7 separate regions of the Homo sapiens genome follow, and regions 2, 3, 4, 5, 6 and 7 are each linked to region 1. The links are chromatin contacts, found by Hi-C or POLR2A ChIA-PET in ENCODE. All regions are on one chromosome and are shown on one strand. Each heading gives the region's core, a stretch centred on a gene start or an enhancer-like site at or near the end of the contact. The rest is flanking DNA. Distances are from core to core; before and after follow the strand shown.

The links. A loop is a pair of places that touch in the nucleus more often than their neighbours do. ChIA-PET counts read pairs that join two places held with the same protein, here RNA polymerase II (POLR2A). Pooled maps may share reads with other maps.
Region 2: a pooled map shows a loop between it and region 1 (3-fold over the local background). The contact joins the enhancer-like site here to the promoter of ASB7 in region 1. A Hi-C loop is called at or near these places in 2 of 50 pooled maps. POLR2A ChIA-PET finds 5 or more read pairs at or near these places in 2 of 52 experiments (Panc1 and activated CD4-positive, alpha-beta T cell).
Region 3: a map of CD8-positive, alpha-beta T cell shows a loop between it and region 1 (17-fold over the local background). The contact joins the promoter of LYSMD4 here to the promoter of ASB7 in region 1. A Hi-C loop is called at or near these places in 8 of 168 maps with a recorded cell type or tissue (B cell, CD4-positive, alpha-beta T cell, CD4-positive, alpha-beta memory T cell and 3 more), 1 of 37 single-sample maps with no recorded cell type and 13 of 50 pooled maps. POLR2A ChIA-PET finds 5 or more read pairs at or near these places in 1 of 52 experiments (HepG2).
Region 4: a loop to region 1 is called in a pooled map, with 4 times the contacts of the local background. The contact joins the enhancer-like site here to the promoter of ASB7 in region 1. A Hi-C loop is called at or near these places in 1 of 168 maps with a recorded cell type or tissue (naive thymus-derived CD4-positive, alpha-beta T cell), 3 of 37 single-sample maps with no recorded cell type and 13 of 50 pooled maps.
Region 5: a loop to region 1 is called in a pooled map, with 4 times the contacts of the local background. The contact joins the enhancer-like site here to the promoter of ASB7 in region 1. A Hi-C loop is called at or near these places in 3 of 37 single-sample maps with no recorded cell type and 11 of 50 pooled maps.
Region 6: a loop to region 1 is called in a map of endothelial cell of umbilical vein, with 2.3 times the contacts of the local background. The contact joins the enhancer-like site here to the promoter of ASB7 in region 1. A Hi-C loop is called at or near these places in 1 of 168 maps with a recorded cell type or tissue (endothelial cell of umbilical vein). POLR2A ChIA-PET finds 5 or more read pairs at or near these places in 1 of 52 experiments (activated T-cell).
Region 7: a pooled map shows a loop between it and region 1 (11-fold over the local background). The contact joins the enhancer-like site here to the promoter of ASB7 in region 1. A Hi-C loop is called at or near these places in 3 of 37 single-sample maps with no recorded cell type and 11 of 50 pooled maps.

Annotation. Positions count from the first base shown.
Region 1 is chr15:100,601,048-100,604,053 of GRCh38, reverse strand. It overlaps ASB7 (ankyrin repeat and SOCS box containing 7), which reads right to left and starts at 1,465. Exons shown (of 6, transcript NM_198243.3): 1 at 1,008-1,465; 2 at 741-839. It overlaps LINS1 (lines homolog 1), which reads left to right and starts at 1,870. Exons shown (of 7, transcript NM_001040616.3): 1 at 1,870-1,933. RefSeq lists silencers at 683-732, 1,183-1,442 and an enhancer at 1,613-1,952.
Region 2 is chr15:101,499,010-101,502,015 of GRCh38, reverse strand. No RefSeq gene overlaps it. Among named protein-coding and RNA genes, the nearest start is that of PCSK6, 11 kb to the right of the region's middle. Within about 2 kb of position 1,520, at least 9 of the 41 ENCODE cell types and tissues checked have a DNase peak (open chromatin) inside an H3K27ac peak, as active enhancers do.
Region 3 is chr15:99,731,977-99,734,982 of GRCh38, reverse strand. LYSMD4 (LysM domain containing 4) reads left to right here and starts at 1,546. Exons shown (of 3, transcript NM_001284417.2): 1 at 1,546-1,638; 2 at 2,976-3,006. The coding sequence starts at 2,984. RefSeq lists silencers at 1,217-1,946, 1,987-2,096.
Region 4 is chr15:101,206,374-101,209,379 of GRCh38, reverse strand. The region is part of intron 2 of CHSY1 (chondroitin sulfate synthase 1); the gene reads left to right. Among named protein-coding and RNA genes, the nearest start is that of CHSY1, 44 kb to the left of the region's middle. Within about 2 kb of position 1,424, at least 9 of the 41 ENCODE cell types and tissues checked have a DNase peak (open chromatin) inside an H3K27ac peak, as active enhancers do.
Region 5 is chr15:101,187,848-101,190,853 of GRCh38, reverse strand. The region is part of intron 2 of CHSY1 (chondroitin sulfate synthase 1); the gene reads left to right. Among named protein-coding and RNA genes, the nearest start is that of LRRK1-AS1, 38 kb to the right of the region's middle. RefSeq lists an enhancer at 479-1,366. Within about 2 kb of position 1,558, at least 12 of the 41 ENCODE cell types and tissues checked have a DNase peak (open chromatin) inside an H3K27ac peak, as active enhancers do.
Region 6 is chr15:100,041,516-100,044,521 of GRCh38, reverse strand. The region is part of intron 18 of ADAMTS17 (ADAM metallopeptidase with thrombospondin type 1 motif 17); the gene reads left to right. Among named protein-coding and RNA genes, the nearest start is that of ADAMTS17, 300 kb to the left of the region's middle. Within about 2 kb of position 1,406, at least 12 of the 41 ENCODE cell types and tissues checked have a DNase peak (open chromatin) inside an H3K27ac peak, as active enhancers do; they include endothelial cell of umbilical vein, where a contact is called at or near this core.
Region 7 is chr15:101,126,349-101,129,354 of GRCh38, reverse strand. The region is part of intron 1 of LRRK1-AS1 (LRRK1 antisense RNA 1); the gene reads left to right. Among named protein-coding and RNA genes, the nearest start is that of LRRK1-AS1, 24 kb to the left of the region's middle. RefSeq lists enhancers at 1,330-1,499, 1,710-1,819, 2,110-2,159 and a silencer at 2,450-2,499. Within about 2 kb of position 1,619, at least 37 of the 41 ENCODE cell types and tissues checked have a DNase peak (open chromatin) inside an H3K27ac peak, as active enhancers do.

The sequences.
Region 1 (3,006 bases), core at 216-2,715:
TTTTAAAAGTTCTCCTAGAAAATCTGAGGTGTAAGAAACATTGTATCTTTATAAGTTTCAAAGCCCATCCACATTTGTCACACACAAACACACAGAAAGCCCAAAGAGTTAATTATGCCTAAGTGCTTCAGGGTAATAATGTTGTCTTCATACCATTCACACTCTTAAGGTACACAGGTTGGCTTTCTAGTAGGAAATAAAATCAAACTATTTTCTGAAACTCATAAATCTCAGGCCAATAATTTACCTTTCTCTACCAAATCGTTGTCAGTTAGATAACTCAAAAGATTTTTCTGATGCAGGTAGAAGAAAGGTGATAGGAAAGAGTAAGGGGGAAAACAGTAAATTGTGGTTTAATTAAAAAGGAAAGTCATTCAGAATTAACAAGCAATTAACAAGGAATTGAGGAATTCCTATGAGAGTAAGGAAGGGAGGGTAGCTACAAAAAGGTCTCAAAGCCTCAGAGCAGAGTAAATGGCACAGTGTACCAAAAGATAATGAAAAACACAGAAACACACTGTACAGAAAGAAAGTGGGAAAATACTGTCCTGGGTAGAGAAGTTATAAAATGTTAAGTATCAGGCACGGGTAATGTTTTTGTTTTTCCTGGGAAACTGGGGGTGGGGGTGGGGGGGGTAGGAAAGGTTGCATTCCCAGGCAACCACCCTGAAAATAAACCACTGCTTAATGAGGTAGGGGCCAGGAATAAACAACGGGGGAGGGGAGGGCTGGCTCATTACCTTTACAGACGATGCTGGTCAGAGGCACTGTGCCTTCTGCTTCTCTGATAGGTGGGCAGACCTCTTCCTGCTTTCGCGTCTTCTTCAGCCAGCTCAAACCTAGAAAAACAGAAACCAGTGAGTGGTGTAGTGTCTCAGAGGTGGGGAGGGGGGAGCTCAGGAAAGGGGCTGGAGAGTGGCAAGGGCAGGCAAGAAAAAGCAGAGATTTTCCTCCCTCCTACCCTCCCAGCCAGCACTCTTCCCCTCGGGGGAAGTAAAGGACTTTACCTGTCTCCTCAGCTGCTGCTTCTCTTCCTCCTTTCAGCCTCCTCTACACTCACCAACTTCTCCATTGAAGAAATACCCCAGGCAGGGCCGGACCCTGGTGTTCCTGATCCTCCTCGGTGCCTCACGGCCCCAGCCCGGCGAACATCCGAACAGCCGAGAAGGCAGGAGGTGGCGATCCCGGCCGCCGGGCAGCCTTGGGGCAGAGGTGCAGGGAGGCAGGGAGGAAGTCCTGGCTCGGGTGGGGGGGCAGTCCCGGTCCAGGGCTCGGAGCAGGGGGCTGCCGCGCTCCGGGCCGGAGGCTTCCAGCTACGGAGGGACCCAGGAGGTCTCGGGACGGCGAGGTCCCAGGTCATACGGGGCCCGAAGTGCCAGCCGTGGGGTCTCCGGACAGGGGGCTTTCGGGATGCACTTTGCACTGGGCCACCCCCGCCCCCTCCCTTCAGCACTTTGGGGTCACTGGGATGGGACCAAGCCTTCAACAACCAATCAGCGCCCGCAGTGGAGCCTGAGCCTGGAGCCGTAAACCAGGTCCGGGATGGGTGGGGGTGGAGGGAGTAGGGACGACTTGGTTGGTTGGTTGCTTCCTTCTCTCCTCCTTACCCCCGGCAGCCCCCACCCTCTGCCTGCCGTAAAGTTGCCTTTGCATTCGCGACAGTTAAGGGAGGCGTGCCGAACGGGGCAGAGATTCGTCTCCGATTGGTCTCACTCACTTCCCCTTACAGCTTCCCCGTGGTGGCTTCCGAGGCTCCGCCCCTGGCGGAGGGACTCAAAGCCGTTGCTAAGAGACACTATTCGCCGAAGGCGGTCTCTGCGCATGCGGGAGGAGGTGCCAGCTTGTACTTTCTGTGAACTACGGTGGCCCAGAGCGGGCATTTGTGTTCCCTCAAATGGCGGTGTGAAGAGAGTTCGCCTGAGCCAGATCCCAGGCAGGTAACCGGGACCGGCCGCCGTGCTGGCAGCAGGGGAGGCACGAGTGCGGCCAAATGAGAGCCTGGTTCAGGGCTTAAGGTTGGGAGGGCGGCAGGCTCCAGGAAGCGAGTAGAGGGGTGCCTTGTTTCTCCGCCCCTGTTCAGCGCTTGTCAGACGCAAGTGCCCGGTCTTGGCGCGGCTGTCGGTCCTTGAGACCCCGTTAGCTTCCAGGCTGGCAATGCCTCGCCTGAAGTGGGAGAACGGACTCTCTTTGGGATAGCGATGACGATCCAAGGACCTTCCTGAAAGGATAGCAACGTTGGCGGGTTCCTGTGAATGAATGGAGAGGGGTCGTGGGGAAAACGCGAGATAGACTGATCAAGACACGTTTGTTAAGCACTTTATTCATTAGCAAGTGTTTACTGGCCACTGTTCTAGTCCCTGGGGAGACAACAGTGAACAAGATAGTGATTTCGGGGAAACAAACACAAAATTATCAGATAGGGATGGGTTATATGAGGAAAATCAAGCAGAATGGTGGAATCGATTTTGACCAGGACGTGATGGGCTGTATTAGATAGGTAGTGCTATGGTGTGAATATCTGTCCCCTTCAAAACTCATGTTGAAATTTAATCCCCAATGTGGCAGTACTGAGAGGTAGAGTCTTTAAGAGGTGGTTGGACCGTGAGGGTTCTGTCTTCACGAGTGGATTGATCTATTCATGGATTAATGGGTTATCACGGAGGTAGAACTGGTGGCTTTTTAAGGAGAGACTTGACAACTCGTGAGCCTGCTCAGCCCCCTGGCCACGTGATACTTTGCGGTGCTGTCTCGTGGTCCGTCAGTCTTAGACTTCCCAGCCTCCAAAACTAGACAATAAATTACTTTTCTTTATAAATTACCGAGTTTTAGGAATTATTTTATAAGCAACAGGAAACGGACTAAGACAGATAGGAAAGGTCTCTGAGGAAGTGACATTTGAGCAGGGATCTGAATGACAAAGAGCCAGCCATGCCAAGATCTAGGGAGAGAATTTTGCCAGCAGAGAGAATTAGAAATGCAAAGCCTCTGATGCTAGAATATGCTTTG
Region 2 (3,006 bases), core at 271-2,770, 900 kb before region 1:
GCACAGTCCTGGAGGGGGATGCCACAGATGGTCCCTGGTCACCAGGGAGTCCTCGGGCCTGTCTCCTGTTTCTACCGACCCGTGGGGATGGGCCAGCCGGGGTGTCCTTCTCCCCTCCCGTCAAGGTTCTTGTGCCTGGGTCCTTATCTGAGGATGCCCTCACGGCGTGGCAGGAAGAGATGGGGCCGGGTGGCTGCCCAGGCTCCTCCCTCTGCCTTTGCCTTGTGCCTTCACAGCCACCCATTCCAGAACCCTAACTGTTCACCTGACAAGACCTCAGGCAAAGCCCTGGCTCCCTCGGAGGATCGGGGCTTTCTTGTTTGTAAAACAGGACACGGACTTTAGGAGCTCAGACACGAATGCATGCAAAAGCCTTACAGAGGGTTCAGGAGAGGTGAGTTTTTGTCTCCTCCTCTGCTCCTTCTTTCTTCACTGCCTGTTTCCCTCCTTTCACCAGGCACGTAGGGGAAGGAGCTGAGGTCCCCAGGCTGTGCAGTCCTTCTAGGTCTGGGCTGTGGAGGGAGAGGAGAGGCTGGCCTGGGGGTCTCTGCTGGGGGAGATACAAGTCCGGCCTGTGGGGTTGGCCAGCCTGGGGCATGTCTGTGTTAACTCAGACACACCCACACAGACACTTCCAGAACCAGGCATGTTTACAAGTAGCAATGAGGTATTGCTAAACCTCTGGCCTGATGAGAACAGCTCTCACATAATGCTGTCTGAGTGCCAGGCCCAGGTCCAGGCACTGTACACTAATTCATTTAAGGTGGACACAAATATGCCCATTTTATGCTCAGCTGGGAAAACTGAGGCCCAGAGAGGTCAATGGACTCATCTGAGGTCAGGCAGCTGGGAGGTGGCCGAGCTGGGATGAGAACCCAGGTGGTCAGGGCTGGAGCCTCTTCCCTAGCCACAGTGCCCCTCTGCCTCTTCTCCTCCTGCCTGAGCAATCCCACTTCACTTGGACCATCCCCTGCCTATTCCAGGAGACAGGACTTGAGTGTCACTTCCCCTCCTGCTGTCTTGTGGCCCTGCCATGCACTGTGGCAAGTCTTCTGTTATCTTCTGCCTGAGAGGCCGTGACTAAGAAGGTTCCAGACTTCCCGTCTATCAAAGGTGAGGACTGAATTAGACTTTCTTCTTGACAGTGGTGATCACCTGTGACCTGTGACTGGTACATGCTCAGGAGGGAGTATACTGTTCCACTTTGCTGATTTCTAATGAAAGATTACTTTTACAGGATGGAGGGAGAAAGGGCTCCGAAGGAGAAGGAAGAAGAATAAGGGCATTGGCCTCAGTCCAGATGAAAAGACCCAGATGCAAAATTATTTGGGCCACATATGTGTTGTTTGCTTATCAAATTTTCAACCTTTGAAAAATCACAATATTGGATGGTGGGAATCAGTAGCATTGCTGGAGTTCCTGTGGGTGGCAGGAGTTGGACATTGTGGCAGGTGACCCTGCAAAGGATAAACACAGAACCTGCAGAGGGTAAAGGATTTCCCAAGTCTCACTCCTGGAGGGAGGGGCACAGGCATGAGCAGCCTATCGGGCCCCATGTCATGCAGCTATGTTCTCTGCTGCTGGTGAGCTTGGCATCGAAAGAAAACATAGCAGGAATGATTTTGTCTGGGTTGGGGATTTGGGGGAGTTTAGACTATAAATAGTGAGGAGGATATAAAAAGCCTTAAGAGGATTTTTGGAAGCCCTAAATCCACCACATAGACCAAAGCAAGTTAACAGGAACCACTTCGGTTTTAGTGAGGTCTAAATGTGACTCAGCATAGTGCCCTCCCCTCCACTGTTCCCTTCCAGCTGTCGTGGTTCACGTGTCCGCTGTCACCACAACCCTTGCCAGCATCTGCCAAACCAAGGGCACGTGTGTCAGGAGGTCTGCTGCCAGCATGCCAGCTGCCAGGTGCTGCCTAGCCTTGAATTACGGCCTGGCTCACTCCCTAAGGGAAGGCATCATTGGCAGCCTCTTCTGCAGCAGAGAAAACGGAAGCATAGGAGGGTAGGTGCCTGGTCCAGGGTCACACAGCCAGCAAGTAGTGGGCTGGATTCCACACTCAGCCGAGGCCCACTCTGCTGATTCTAGCATAATTTCTTCAGGATCACCTTTTGAGTGGACCTCAGCTGCGTGTGGGAAGGAACCTGCTTGCCTCTGTGCCTTGCTTCTTGGACACCTGCGGTCCCAGCCTTCTCTTTTCTGTGGGCCCTTATTTCATTTAATACATGGACTCATCATAAAACCCCTTTGCACTCCTGTAGCCCCAGCTCAGGAAGCCTGAAGCCCACCCCGGTCACCGAGGTGCTCAGAATCGATGGAGATCCAGAGTTGAAACCTCCCTACGTTTGGTCCTGTGTCCCCAGGGTCTGCTGCCGGCTCCTAGATACCTACAAACAGGTCTTTACTGTTGACTCTTTTAGGAACATCACTGTGGCCTAATAGTGAGGGAGTGACATTTAGGATGATGGCCGACCATCTCATTTATAGGAAAAACCCAGGGCTCTAACACATATTTTAAAAATCACTGCACTGCTGGCACAGCCCTGCCACCCAGCATTGTATTAGCCAACTCCTTCCCAAGGCTCTGGGAGAGGCTGCAGTGGGAACATTCCAGATCAGAGGTTCTGCCTTGTTTAAATAGGGGTGGAGCGAGATTGCCAGGTCTGAGGCTTCATCTTGCCAGTGAGAAATGGGGGTGCAGGGAGCTGTTTTAGATGGGGGTGCAGGGAACAGCTGCTGAGGCCTCACCGTGAGTCACACACAGGGCTGGCAGTGAGGCCACAAATCACAGTTGGGCCCCCAAACATAAGGTCCTACAGCCAGGGAGAGCCATTCTGCCTGGAGACCGAGAAGAATCCAGTCAGGAAGAAATAGTGGAAGCTAAGGTGCCCGGGCCTGAAGGGCCAGTCCGTCTGGGAGCAGCAACTGGCCCTATGGTGGGACAGGAAGAGCAAGAAAAACAGTGCCAGCTTGCTAAAGGCCGTGCCCCTGAGTTTGAT
Region 3 (3,006 bases), core at 297-2,796, 870 kb after region 1:
GGCTGGGGAGGCCTCACAATAATGGCTGAAGGTGAAAGGTGCATCTCACATGGCAGCAGATAGAAGAAAAGAACTTGTGCAGGGCAACTTCCCTTTATAAAACCATCAAATCTAGTGAGACTCATTCGCTATCTGGAGAACAGCACAGAAAACACCTGCTCCCATGATTCAATCACCTCCCACCAGGTCCCTCCCACAACAGGTGGAAACTGTGGGAGCTACAATTCAAGATGAGTTTTGGGTGTGGACACAGTCAAATCCTATTAGTGGGAAAAGGTTTGTGAGATCTTGTTTTAATGTTTGCTTTGTTGTTTAATCTGATTGCAAGTGAGGGTTAAAAACATTTTCAACCTGTTGACCATTTGCATTGTTTGCTGAATTATCTGCTCCTGTCTCTCTGAGGTCTCCCTCAGACCTGCTGAGGTCTTAGCATCTTTCCTATTCATATGAAGTCTCTCTCAGCGAAGGATTTTAATCCTTTGTTGTGTTCAGTTTATTTTCCCTAGGTTATCTGCTTTTTAATTTTGGTTTTCCTTTTTAAGTAGAAGCTCTGAACTTTGTGCCTTAGTGTGTGAGGTTTTTGTTTTTGTTTTTTTTTGAGATGGAGTCTCCCTCTGTTGCCCAGGCTGGAGTGCAGTGGCACGATCTCGGCTCACTGCAACCTCCGCCTCCGGGTTCAAGCAATCCTCTGTCTCAGCCTCCTGAGTAGCTGGGATTACAGGCGCCCGCCACCATGCCCGGCTAACTTTTTTATTTTTTTTTATTTTTATTTTTTTAGTAGAGACGGGGTTTCACCATCTTGGCCAGGCTGGTCTCGAACTCCTGACCTCGTGATCCACCAGCCTCGGCCTCCCAAAGTGCTGGGATTACGGGCGTGAGCCACCGCGCCCGGCCAGTGTGTGAGAATTCTTCCACCACTTTTCATCTTAAGAAATCCTCGGCCACCTGACATTTGATAAACACGACTTAAGTTTTCTTGGTCCCTGTTGTCCGCATCCATGTTTTACACTCGTGGATTTCTGTTTTCTTCTCGGGGTGGGGCAATGCCTCCCCTGGTGCGGCCCTCAAAGGCCCAGGAGCGCAGATCCCGCCGCAGAAAGACCCCTCGCCCATCTGCGCCCAGCCCTTCCCCGCAGGAGGGCTCAGGGGACCCCACGCTACTGGAATCCACCCCGAGTCACAGCTACAGATCATTACCCACAAGTGGGGTCAAAGGCCTCTTTACGGGCGAGAAAGCTGCGGCTCAGCAGAAAGCCAAGCACTTTGGGAGGGAGGAGCTGAGGTGCCTTATTACTCCGAACAGACGCGAAAACAAGCCAGGGCCCGCGCGGGTAGACCTGGTAGGCGGGTGGGCGGGGCGAGGGCCACTTCCGGGGTGTGGAACCCTGTCGAGCCCCGCCCCGAGCCCCGCCCCGAGCCCCGCCCCGGGCCCTGTGGTCCCGGGATGAGCTCTCCGCGCAGCCAGGCTCGCTCCAGTGCCCGCCCAGCGCTGACTTCATTGGCTGCCTCCCCAGTCCCGCCCCCAGGGGGGCCCTGCTGATGTTCGTAGCCAATCCGCAGGCGCGGTGGCAGCTGCGGGTCGCGGGTCGCGGGTCGCGAGTCGCCGGTCGCCGGTCGCGGCGGAGCCTGGGCGCTGAGGTACCGGGGCCTGGACGAGGGGGCCGCGGTCTGGCTAGGGAGCCGCGCGGGCTCATGGCGGTACGGCGACCTGGCCTCGCTCGAGGGTTCGCGGGCGGGCCGCCCCTCCCCGGGCTCCTAGGGGGACGCTCCAGCTGGAGGGGCGGTGACCGCGACTGTCGTGGGCTGGCCCCAGGTGGCTAGGGTTGGGGGTCAGAGGTCAGAGGTTCTGCCCTCTGGAATGTTAGGGCCCCGCCCGTGGAGCCGTGGAGCCCTGGGGCCGGGCCGCTCCCCATTTTCCTGTCAGCTCTTGTTGAGGTGCCCCATCTTTTCGCAGAAGGGACTTGGAGGGAAGCGGGCCTGGAGCTGCTGCCGCCGCCCCTGAGCTCGGACGCGAAGGCTGGCCCCGTCCCCGGGCTGCCGCCGTGGTCCTGCAGGTGACCCTCAACCCCCCGAGGACCGCCGGCCGCCTCCCGCCTCCGGGCAGGCTCAGGAGCGCGCGGAGCGGGGTGTGGGCCTGTGACCCTCGAAGGCGTGGGCGGGGAGTAGGGGGTCGAGCTGGGGCCGCAGGCTGTCCCCGTACGGGCTGCTCCCCTGTGGCTCCGAAGCCACCTTTTTCTGAAGTTGTCAGCCCGCGTGTTTGAGATTTCGTTTCTGGAATCTCACGCGAACAATCTGGAGAGAGGAACAGGGGTCTTGCGGCTTTGGCTGTTGACTCAAGGGGAAAATAAAAACCAGACAATGGGGATGTAATGAATGCAAAGTGACCCGTGAGCAAACTGGACGCTTTTCTCCGGCTGACAGGCATGAGTTCTCCCCGTAGCTTGCCCCACATACTGTGAGTTAAACTGTGTCAAAGTAAGAGCAGTTTAGCCCCACAGTTCTGAGCAAGAGTCCTTAGCGCTGACCTTCTTAGTGAAGATACTTTGCAATGTGTAAAATATTGAATACAAAATTATTGTGCAAAGCTTCTGAGTTGAAGATTCTGAGTGCGCGGAGGCTGGCGGCAGCCCTTACTTGCCATTGCAAGGATCTCAACTTACTACTCTGAGAGCAAAAGTAGTTGTTTCTTTACAGATGTGGGTTTAGGGGAGACAGCTATGGATGAGGAACAGGGGCGGGGTTCGTTTTCTGCACAAAACGTATGCGATTAGAAAAAACAAAGGGTTTTTATTCTGCCTATCTTCTTCCATCTCAGCCAGCATAAGCACATTCTTTTTTTTCTGTTGATGATGTATGCTGAGTATTTGCAGCGATTAGGAAAAGGAATACTCTCTAACAAGACACTTCTCTTTAAACGAGGCGGTGGAGGGATGATTATGTCTTCTGTGGAATTAACCCTCCGGCTTGATTTTCAGTGAAGAAAATGAGGCACGAGGAATTGTTAAC
Region 4 (3,006 bases), core at 175-2,674, 610 kb before region 1:
TCCTTAGTCACTTTCAGTCTGAAACAGGTCTCCATCCTTTTCTTGATTTTTATGACCTTGACACTTCTGGAGCTTACAGACCAGTGGAATGTTTATCAGTTTGCATTTATTTTCTCATGATTAGGTTCAAGTGTGCAGATACTACAGAAGCGTTGCTGTGTTCTCTTTGTATCCTAACAGTTTGTGATTTTGGTTTGCTCTGTTATTGGTAGTATTAACTTTGGTCATTTAACTAAGGTAGAGTGATTAGGAAAACCTGGCCAGGTTTCTCCACTGTAAAGTTACTCTCTGTCTTTTTATATTTAGTGAGTGTCATTGTGGAGAGACTGTAAATATCCTGTTCCTCATCAAACTCCCACCCCCAATAGTTTTAGCATTAATTGATGTTTCTTGGCAGAATAAATGAATAGTGTGATGGTTGCTAAATGGTGATTTTCTAATCCAGTTATTCTTTCTACTTTTATTAGTTGAAAGTAAGGAAAAGCTTGTTCCTTTTCCCATTTACTTATGTGTGTGCTTGTATGAGTATACACTCTTGTATTCCTATTTTATTTAATGAGTTATAATCTCTTACCATTATTATACATTTCCATGTTTACATCACCTTAGACGTGTCCAGTGGCTGCTGTTTGTTGCAGGCTTCTGTATCTCTTTTTTTTTTTTTTTTGAGATGGAGCCTTGCTCTGTCACCCAGGCTGGAGTGCAGTGGCACGATCTCGGTTCACTGCAACCTCCGCCTCCTGGGTTCAAGCAATTCTCATGCCTCTACCTCCCGAGTAGTTGGTATTACAGGCGTCCGCCACCATACCTGGCTAATTTTTGTATTTTTAGTAGAGACGGGGTTTCACCATGTTGGTCAGGCTGGTCTCGAACTCCTGACCTCAAATGATCCACCCGCCTTGGGTTCCCAAAGTGCTGGGATTCCAGGCATGAGGCACCATGACTGGCCTTCTGTATCTTTTTGATATGCCCCTATAACTGTTTGAGCAATTTCTTTCTGGCATACTAAGATGTTTCAGGCTGTTATTTTTTCCCTGCCCTAGCCTTGCAGTCTGCCATCTCTCGAAGAGTCTCTGGTTCTTTTTAGTGGAAAACATTTAGAAGCCAAGATCTAGACTGTGGGTGTGCTCGTTGCTGTGGGTGTTGGCTGGCCCACTCCTGAGCAGTGGGCTGACCAGGGGAAAATGTGCATGTGTGTGTGTGTCCTTGGGTTCCCCCTGATACTCCAAATCCCATTTCAACCCCAAAGGGTTCTTCCTCTTCTCTCCCTTTCTGTATTTGTAATTGCTTTATTTGACAGTTGAGAAATCTAGCTGCTCATTGGCCTCAGCCACATTTACTTACTGCATCAGTTTCCGCTGTAAGTGAGCAATCCTCTGTTGCAATGCCTCCTTCCCGGTGCCTTCCCTATGTGACTCAACTCAAGGGTTGGCGGCCTACCTGACGCCCCAAGGCTGGGCCACTGCACCAGCCCACCCTCACCCCATCTGGGGACCCTATCTTGCTTGACCCCACTAGTGGCTTTTTACTTCAGGACAACGGGTGGGGCAGGGGCAAGAAGCCTAACTCCATCTTGAAATAAGCTTTTCAATTTTAGTTACTAGATTCCAGGTACTACCTGTGTCACATGGCAACGCAGCCCTCATTCTCAGAGGATTTTAAAAACCTGTTGGTAAATTTAGCAAGACTGAATATTTGCTTGGATAGTATATTCTGGAAGATCTATTTTCTTTGAGTGTTTATTTGTGCCAAATATTCAACTTTTTTTTTCTAGTAGATTGGGTCTTGTCTTAATTATTTCTGTATTCCATTTAGAGGTTAACATATGAGGCACTTGAGTGTTTGATGAATTAACAGATACAGAGCATATGAGAGAGGCACCTGGAAATTTAAGAAAAATATCCTGTTAACATTGAAATGAAATATTATATAACATACTAGAAGGTATTGTTGTTCACAGATAGCCAGCATCATGAGTTGGTTCTAAAAATCAGAATGAACAATTTTTAAAATACTGTTGTTAGTTGGCGAAGTGAAGACTTGGTGACGCTGATTCTTCCCATTCTGAAGGGTTATGTGGACGTAACTCTTTCCTTTGCTTTCAGCCAAAGACTTTTTATTTCCAAAAATGAGGTATAGAAGAAAAGACTTTTATTCCCATTTTGGATAGTGAGTGGCTTATTTTTCTTTTGACTGCAAATGCTGTGTTAATATAAAAAACATTTGTCAAGAGTAGACCCTTTCTGAGAAATATATTAGACAATATTTGTTTCAGTTATCTTAGTAGGATTTTTCCCCTTTTAGGTTTTGTTTGTTTCCTTTTGGCTTTGTTTTGTTTGGTCTTGTTTCTTTTAAATTAAACTAATTTTGGAATGTGCTGACACGCGAGAGTGGTACTGGATAGCCAGTGGAAATGCGTGGCATACGTTCCTAGAACATTAATTTTACCTGAGGTCTGGGAGAGAGACTTTTTTTATGAGATAAACATGGGTGTCCTAGAGTATCATTGCAAATTAGTGTGAATTTTTATGATTAAAAATGAGAAAAGAAATTTGGTATTTTTTGGAGGACTATTTTAGGCTGTGCCCCAAAACCCTGGGAATATTTGTTCACTCTCTCTGCCATTATGGCTGCTTCTGTGTAGGGAAAATAAAATGACAAACCTACATGTTTTCTCACAGATGATAAATGTATTTCTTCTTCTCTGTAGCCTATTAATTAATATCTAACACTGCTGTCTCTTCTAGCTTCCACAGTTTACTTTCTTTTGGTGCATAATTTAATGAGTGTTCGTTTATTTTCTGAAGTGTTATTTGTATAAAGTGAGCCCACATAAAAGCTTCTTTCCAAAGTGTTTTCATGGGAAACGGATCTTGGTGGTGATCTGTCACTTAGCACGTCACCGCCTTCAGAGCCCCAGCTGATGACTAACCCCACAGTGGGAGCTGCTACCCCTGCCTGTGGGTAGTGTGCCATGTCCTCCCTCACTGCGACCTCCACCCCTGC
Region 5 (3,006 bases), core at 309-2,808, 590 kb before region 1:
CTGATGACATATGATGACTTTCACATGCTTTTTTCTACCATCTGTGTAACTTCGGCAAGGTGCTTGTTAAAGCCTTTGGCTACTTTTTAATTGGGTTGTTTTCCTATTTTTGAGTTTAGAAATTCTTTGTATATTTTAGATAAGTCTTATAAGTCTGTGAATATTTTCTTTCAGTCTGTGACTTGTCTTATTCTCTTGGCAGTGTCTTTTGCAGAGCAGAAGTTTTTAACTTTAATTAAGTCCAGTTTATCAATTCTTACATGGAGTGTGTCTTTGGTGTTGTGTCTAGAAAGTCATCACCAAACCCAAGGTTGTCTAGATTTTCTCCTCTGTTTTCTTTAGGAGTTTTGCAGTTTTGCCTTTTGCATTTAGGCCTGTGATCCTGTGAAGGGTAAGGTCTGTGTCTCGTTTCATCTTCCTGCATTTGGATGTCCAGTTGTTCCAGCCCCAAGGGTTGAAAAGCCTGTCACTTCTCCGTGGGATTGCTTTTGTTGGTTGCCTATGCTCTGAAAACTGTTCATATTGCTTCCCTGGGAATTTGACACTATGGAATTTAAAGCTTTACTAGCTTCCCTTCCCCACCCACCCTTCCCCAGAAAAACAAACCCACTCCCTCTTCTTCCCTCAGTCCCCTCTCCAGTGTTTTTCTTACCCTCTTTTTTGAAAGAAAACTTTCAGAATGGTGCCTTTGTGAGGTAGCTGTGAAGTGAGAGTCCCCCCTCAGACTTCATATGAACTGGAGATGGCAGACGTGGAGTCTTCAGCCTCACAGGGGTCGTGCTCAAAACCTAGGGTCCAAACCTGTGGCATTTAACCCCACCGCACTCAACACTGTGTAATGACAGAAACACTGACAGTTCTGAGTGTAACGCATGACCCAAAGCTGGGTTGGGACCCCAGGGCTTCTAGAGCAGTTGCTCTTCCTCCGAGGACTCAAGTGGTGGAGCTGGGCTGCGGGAACCCTTGCTCCCCGCCCACAGCGCCACTGTGCTGTCCCCACTCACCAGGCCTCCACTGTCCCAGCGCCGCTGGAGTCTTTAGGCGGTGGTGGGGGTGGTTGGGTTTTTTAAGTAAGACATTTCTTCATTAAATGCTATACGTTAACACGGCGTTGAATGTCTTTATGTCGAATAAGATTCTACAAAAAGTCAGGTGTAGATGAAAAATATCCTAGAAGGAGGTGAATCTGTAGGTCATATTTGACCCACAGATATACTTTGGCTTGTATTTCTTTTTTCTCTCTTTTCCTTTTCTCTGTCCCTTTCCCTTTCTCTCTCACTTGAACTGGTTGCCAGCACTTCAGTTAGACTTGACACAGAACAGCTGGATTTCTAGCTTCCCTTTAAACCCGGCTGCACTGGGCCTGTGTGGCACGTCCTGGTCCCCCCGAGCTCCATCCCTTCTGGCTTACATCCACCTTGTCCCTGTAAGTTTGTTTTTAATTTTATTTTTGATTTAGTTTGTGCTTTGGCAGTCCCCTAGACTAGAGCTTATATCACGTTCTCGTAGAGACATGTTGGGTCACGTGTGACGCTGGTGTGTGGTCCGTGTTGACTGGAGTGGAGAGGGTGCTGAGAGAGCACGGGCGTGGAGGCCAGAGGGCCATACCTGGTGCTGGGTGGGCCGGGTTTAGAAACACCTTGGGAGAGAAGCCTGGTGGCCGCTTCGTGGCAGGCCCGGGCTGGGACTCTTTCGCCCGCCACGCTCGCCGGCTCGATCTTGTGTTCGCGCTTGTTTCTTCTCTGTACGTGACATTTGGGCTTTCACTGCCTGGTACGGCGCCTTTCACGGGAGCGTTCAGTAAATATTGAGTGCCGTGTGTGCACAGGACCTCATCTGTTTAAAGATGGTTCTGCATGTATTCATCCTGCATCATGCTGCCACGTCTGCCACTTCATTTTTTTTTTGTTAAGGCGATGCCTGGTGCATTCAACTGATTGCCCCAGATCAGATGTTTGTGAAGGGAAGACATGGGAGTTTAGATAGTTTTCGGACTGCAGATAAGGGTCTCCTACCACAGTCTCTGCTGATGATGTAGACATGGAATGTTCAGTTGCAAAATATATTGTTTCAGTTTTATCGCTTTACTTATAGTCTTATGCAGAAGCCTTGAATTACTAGCAACAGCTTTTGTTTTACTTTGCTAAGCTTAATTCTCAAAATTATTTTGAAATGAGTCAGGCTTCTCTAAAAGGTGTTTAGGTTTCAGAATTAGTAACCATTCAGGACTCATTCATAATAATTCTCTTTTTTTTTTTAACCACTAAAGTCCCAGCTTAATTTCCATGACAATTTCAGTTTTTAAAACACAAAACGTAATCCTTGAACTTAATTAGATGAAAATTGGCAAAGCCTACACAAAACTAATTAGGAAAGACCTAGCAGGGACAGTGGGATAACCATGCGTCCTGAGAGTCTGGACCGCCACCGTTTATGCTGGTGGTCTCGGCCTGATTATTAACAGACCCACTCTTTCATCTCACAAGGTCCTGCTTGGGACAGTAAGTTACCCGTGGAGCCTACCTGGAAGCATATGAGAATGTAATTTAAATGTTTAAAACTCGTGACTGGCTACCAGCAGTTACGGTCTCTTGACATTTAGACAACGCTTACTTTCTTTGAACCACTTTTCAGGACAAAAGGGTGAGAAAACCACTTCTCTGTAATGAACTGAAACGCTGCCTAAGTCCGAATGGGAAGTTGTCGCTCTGTAGCAGTGATGGTCTGTAGCTGAGGCTGAACCGTGTACGTGCTGAAGGACAGTCATGTAAACAGTTAACAGGAAGAACGAGGACTTAATGAGAATGTTGGCTCTCCTTGCAGCGGACAAGAAGGACATTTGCTAATGAAGACTGTGGAAGGTATTTGTTAACCAAAGATTAGATATGGGTAGTTGATGGTTATTCCCAGCTGGGCTAGAAGTTCCTGGGAATAGCGTGACCTTGGTATTAGCCCCTCTCAGATTCACTGGAGAATGACGCAGAGCCCTGAAACATCTCACAGGAA
Region 6 (3,006 bases), core at 157-2,656, 560 kb after region 1:
ATATACTCTACAAAAACACAGTTTTAGGACTAAAAAATAAATACAATATCTGAAATTTTAAAAATTCACTCCATGGGTCTAACAACAGAGTAAGATGATGAAAGATTACTGAACTTGAAGATAGAGGATTAGACATTATTCAGTCTAGAAAATGGGAAGGAAAAAATTGTTGACAATGAGCAAGACTCAGTTACCTGTGGGATAGTATCAAGCATTCTAGCATAAGGGTAATTGGAGTCACAGAAGGAGAGGAGAGAGAAAATGGAGCAGAAAATAATCATTTAAGAAACAGTGATCAAAAATTTCCCAGGTTTGTGAAAGACAGATGAGAGGTAATCAGATCACATCTTCATGTTTCAACTAGATTCCAGATTAATTCAAAGTGCCATAACAGAGCCCTCTGATCATTGCAACAAGTGGGCAAGTATATCAAGTTCGTGATTTTGCCTCCCATGTATCTTCTAAGAGAGAACCATGCTGCACTGCAAAACTGAAACCAGAAGATCATGTAGGAAAACACCTACAAAACAAAGTGACATAAACAAACATGAGTGCAGACTCTATTAATGAGTGCCACAGAGCTGTGCTAAGCCTACGATAGATAACATCAAGTGTGTGTATTGCTACAGAAAGTTCAGAGTCATTCTGGCTTGATGGACCACAGTCCTGCCGTGTTGCCACGTTTGAGCCAAGTTCAAGCCAAATACACTTCAGACTAAAAGCAATTTCAGAAGCAAGTTCTTAGTATCTCCGTAGAACAGGGGTCAGCAAACTTCATCTGTATAGGTCTAGAGAATAAATATTTTTGCCTTCGCAGGCCACATGTGGTCTCTGGCATATTTTTTTCTGTATTTTGAGTCATAATCCTTTAAAACATGTAAAATTTGTTATTCGCCCTTGGGTTGTCCAAAAATAACCCCGCAGGCCAGACATAGCCCACACGTAAGAGTTTGCTGGCCTGTGTTTTGGATTATTGCTTACTCCCGTTTTGCCCACTGAGATATTGGCACCACGCTCTCAGCATGAGCCAGAGCTCTGCAGGTATTAGCTCAGGGAATGTATTTTCTTATTATACAAAGGAGGACGTGTTAGAATTCTGAATTTCTTTTTATTGTGTAACTTGATAAATATTCGATTTCTGCCTCCCCACCACTTCTCTTTCCCACTTCCTTACACTCCCTTCCTGACTGTAAAATCATGTGAATCAGACTTAAAGAATGAGTGGAATTACTTAGAGCAGAGAAGAAAATGAAATTGAAAAACAGGAGAAAATAGCACCTAAGATCTGCCTTAGAGACTGTAGACAGCAAGTGCCTGGCTCCCTGCCCCAGGCTGGTTTTGTTTGCTCATTTGTTGATTTGTTTATTCTGAACCATCTGACCTTGTACTTTTTCTTAAACTGGATATGCGAGTGCCATGACTCATCAAAGAGGATTTATTGTTTGGCTAAAGAAATGTATGATCTGATAATAGATTTTGAAGCTCTTGCAATTCCTAACAAGATAGATCCGTGCGTACATACATACACATACATATATACATACACACATGTAAATGTATCTACATGCACCATATACATATATATATGTATTATGTACAGTAGTTCCCACTTATTTGCAGTTTCACTTTCTGTGGTTTCAGTTACCCGTGGTCAACCATTGCCCAAAAATATTAAAAGGAAAATTTCTGAAACAGTTCATCAGTTTTAAGTTGCTTGCTGTTCTGAGTAGTGTCATGAAATCTCACACCATCCCGCTCTGTCCTGCCCAGGACGTGAATCATCCCCTTGTCCAGGGGATCCACAGTGTCTCTGCTCCCTGCTGGTTGTCACTCAGTAGCCATCTCAGTTAGATCAACTGTAGGGTGTCGTAGTTCTTGCGTTTTACTTAATATTGGTCTCAAAGCACAAGAGTGGTGATGATGGCAACTCAGATGTACTAAAAAGAAGCTATAAAATGCATCCTGTAAGTGAAAAGGTAAACGTCTTCAACTTAATAAGGAAAGAAAAACAAATGTATGCTGAGGTTGCTCAGATCTACAGTAAATGAATCTTCTACCCATGAAATTGTGAAGAAAAAGAAGAAAGAAATCTGTGCATAGTATATACAGGGTTCAGTACTAGCCTTATTTTCAAGCATCCACTGGGGGTCTTAGAACATATCTGCCACAGATAAGGGAGGACTTCTGTACAGCTATTATACACACACAAATATTTGGACAACAAAATTTGAATTATTGCATGGCACGATCTAGTTGTCATGAGTCTTTCATAAGAACCTATGGTTACATGGATTCATGCTAGTAAGTGAAGAAAAGTAGAAAACCTGACCTTAGGAAATGAGTGCCAGAAAATCGGGGAGATTGGACACACAAGTAAAAACTGCACCTGGGCAACAGGGTAAGGTGGAGATGTGGAGGGTCTGGATTACAAATGGCTGTTTCAGATGGGGTGGCATGAGTGGAGGACAGAGCCTGGAACCTGGAAGAAGCGCCCAAGAATCCCATGGTGTGAACTTTATTAAAGAAGCCAGAATGCAACCCACTGTTGAACCTGGCAAGGTGAAAGAGCCTTTCTATGTTATTGTTACTCTTTGACCTTTAAAGTGGCAGAGATGTTTGTCTTTTTCCTTTATACTTTCCTTTATTTCTCCTGATCTCCCTTTAATTTTCTTCAACCCTTTTTCCATTGAGTTCCTGACAGTTTCCTTTGCCTTCCCAACTGCACACCATTAGCACCACTTTATTCTAATCCTAGCTCTGTGGATACTTCTCCCAAACCCTGCTGTAACCATATGGAATCTGGAGTCTGACACGCATGGCAGATGGCGTCTCCCCAGCATCTCACACACCAACACAAAAACATTGACAAACCTGACCCTGACATTGGCAGGCATGGCAGAAATCACAGATCAGCCCAGCTGTTATGGCCATGGCCAGCAGCCTTCACCTTGCTAACCACAGTCTGCAGGGAAGAGGCCTCCCCATCATTCAGCATCCAAAGAGCAG
Region 7 (3,006 bases), core at 370-2,869, 530 kb before region 1:
TGTGCCACCACACCCAGCTAATTTTTGTTAGTAGAGATGGGGTTTCACCATGTTGGCCAGGATGGTCTCGATCTCTTGACCTTGTGATCTGCCCACCTAGGCCTCCCAAAGTGCTGGGATTACAGGTGCAAGCCACTGCACCCAGCATCTCTCCCTGTTTTTAAGAGGAAACCAGCCCTAGAGAATCAGGGCCACCTCCTTCTGATCTCATCTAACCCTGATTGCCTCCTAATAGCCCTATCTGCAAATACTGTCACACTGCAGGATTCAGGCTTCAACATATGGATTTAGAGAGGACACAATTCAGTGCATAGCAACTTGTTGCCATATTTGGCTATTGTCAAATAAAAACAATACGGAGGGCTGGGCGACCTGCACATTCAGTCCCTTAGAACCAGAAGCTTGAGCAGCCCAGAGGCCAGTGCAGACCCTGCTTGCCTGGCGCTTTGCTGTGACCTCTGCTTGACAATGCTTGCTGCCTTGGAGCTGACGGGCTCTCGTCCAGCTCAGCTGGGGCACAAAACCGTGTAGCTTTGTCTAATTAAGAGCCACAGATGAAGTGCACCTTGGATGTGTTTCTTATTATTTCGGATGAAAGGTTGGCCTCTCTAGAAATCACCCCCAAGATTACTGTGCCTCAAACCTCGCTTGTTCCAGCCGATAGGGAAATGACGTTTTAACGATCATGTTAAATGAAACTGTAAGCTTGACCTTATTAGCTGCCTCTTCTTAATTAGCTGCTTATGCAAGCATTCTTTCCCCCCTGTAGATACAAATCAACAATTTCCAAGCCATCTTTGAACCAACCCACTCTTCTGTCCCCTTGCCAATTCCCTAGCTCCAGGGTTAATAAACTTCACATATGCTCAAGAGCAATTGCGTTAAGAAATGTTGCTTCCACGTAATTACTAGCAAAGTGCAGCATCAGCAGCCATTCATCCCTCACACATGTGCAAATTTACTGCAGGGTACATTCCTAGGAGTGTGTGTCATGGAGGACGGCTTGGCAGCTAGCATTCTGTGTGCTCTCCTCGCTGTTCCTTCAAAGGCTGGAAGGTGAGCCACTGCTTTTCCCGCTTCCCTTGCCGCTAGAGTTCTAAATGTGAAATGGGTTATGCCCGGTGGTCAATGTTTAACAACCAGCTCTCAAAAAAAAACAAAAAAACAACACAAAACAAAAGCAACCCGGCTGTTAGTGCTTGCTGATTTCCATGGTGTAAATATATCCACTGTGGTCAATTTCAATCTTGCTATCCCCTGGTGTCCCTGGACCTGGAATTGGAATTGCCGTGCACCGTTGGCTGTCACTAGGCTGAGCCAGCTCCAGCACATCCATAGTCCTGCCAATTCTTCGCACACCACTATGATTCAGAGGCCAAGACTCTCCTCCTGCTGCTTTTGGCCGTTTCTGCTGGCGAGCAAAGTTGTGGTGGTTGTTTTTCCTGTGGCAGCGTTCCAGGGTCCATTCAGTCCCTTTGTGGGGTCAAGAGGCAGGTATGGTACAGCACTGGGAGCCTCCCGACCCCCACCTGGCTGAGTGGAGTCAGGCTAGCAGAGCCCAGCCGGCTGGTCCCCAGGCCTTTTTCCGGGCACCACGCCAATAGGCCTGGCCCATGCCTCTCAATAAAACGGTAAGCCCCTAATTTCCTGTCTAAACCCCTTTTTGCTTAAAATTGTTAGAGTGGTTTCTGTTTCCTGTAACTAAACCCTGGCTGATGTAAAGTGGAACCTGAAACTGCATTTTTTTTTTTTTAAAGCAGATGTACGTTTTCCTTAGGCTTGTCTCCTAATCTGTCTGTGCAGAAGGATTTTAATGCGTTGTGAGGCCTGGGAGGACAATAATGAGTAAATTGGCACTCATTAAGCTTTGTAAATCTGAGAACTCTGGAGACAAAGCATCTGAGTGAGCTGAGAAGGGTGAGACCCACTTCTAGGGTCTGTGAGGCCCTGTCCTCTTAGCACTCCTTCTGCCAGGCCCCGGCAAGGCTGTCTGTGTTCACCAGGCAGAGGCTAGGCTGTAGGATGCTGGCGTTAGTTAGGGAGAAACTGGATTTTCTTAGATCCACAGAATCAGACACAAGTCATGAGACTATGTCATTTAGTTTGCAACTCCAAATGCTTTTGAGGCTGAGTTAACTGTGGGACGTCTCTTTGGATTTACTCTCAGGCAGGGCTCCTCCCTGGGGAGCAAACTACTCCTGAGGTGAGATGGGGGAGAACAGATGTGTACCAGTGATCCCAGCAGCCTAGGGAGGAGGCCCGACTTGCAGAGGCATTCTTTCAGCTCATTAAAGAGCACCCTCTTTGATAAAGGCAATTACCTCTTGGGAAAGAAGCCTGTTAGCAGCCCTCAGAACCTGGGTGTGAATGAATTTCCAGGTTCTTTCCAAGCTGAGAGCAGGTAGGTACTGCGAGGATGAGGCACAGCCTGGGTAAGTCTGGCAGCCGGAACTGTGGGGAGTAGACCCACCCACGGTCACTAATAAGAGGGGCTAGTCGGGACTGTGCCCTGAGAAGTGGGAGCTGAGCCCTGCAGAACCAGCTTCTAGGCTCTGTCCCCTCCTGCTGGCCCTTGGATAAGCCTCTCTGGGCCCCCTGCTTTCTCATCTGTCAAATGGGGATTATATTACCTAGCCTCATAATGTTCTCCTGCGGTGGGTAAAATGGAATCTTCAAAGCGCTAGGGAAATAGAAAGTGAGGGCGGGGTAGTGGGAGCTGTGGGCCTGGGTTCAGGCAGCGAGGTGACACACTGTCACTGAAGTCACAATAATAAAATCTACTAAGTCAGACGACTGGTGTTTTTGTTGCTGTTGTTTGTTTTTCTAATTACCAGGCATGATTAAATACTCCTGCCAGGGAAAATATTTTGTTGATCTAAATTCTAAACAATTGTGAGGGTTTATGTATATATATATATACTTCAAATCAACATGATTTTATTTATTATCCTTTGATAAGCTTTGTATTCCAAGTGAAAGTTAATTTCAGAACTCCCAGGTATAAAG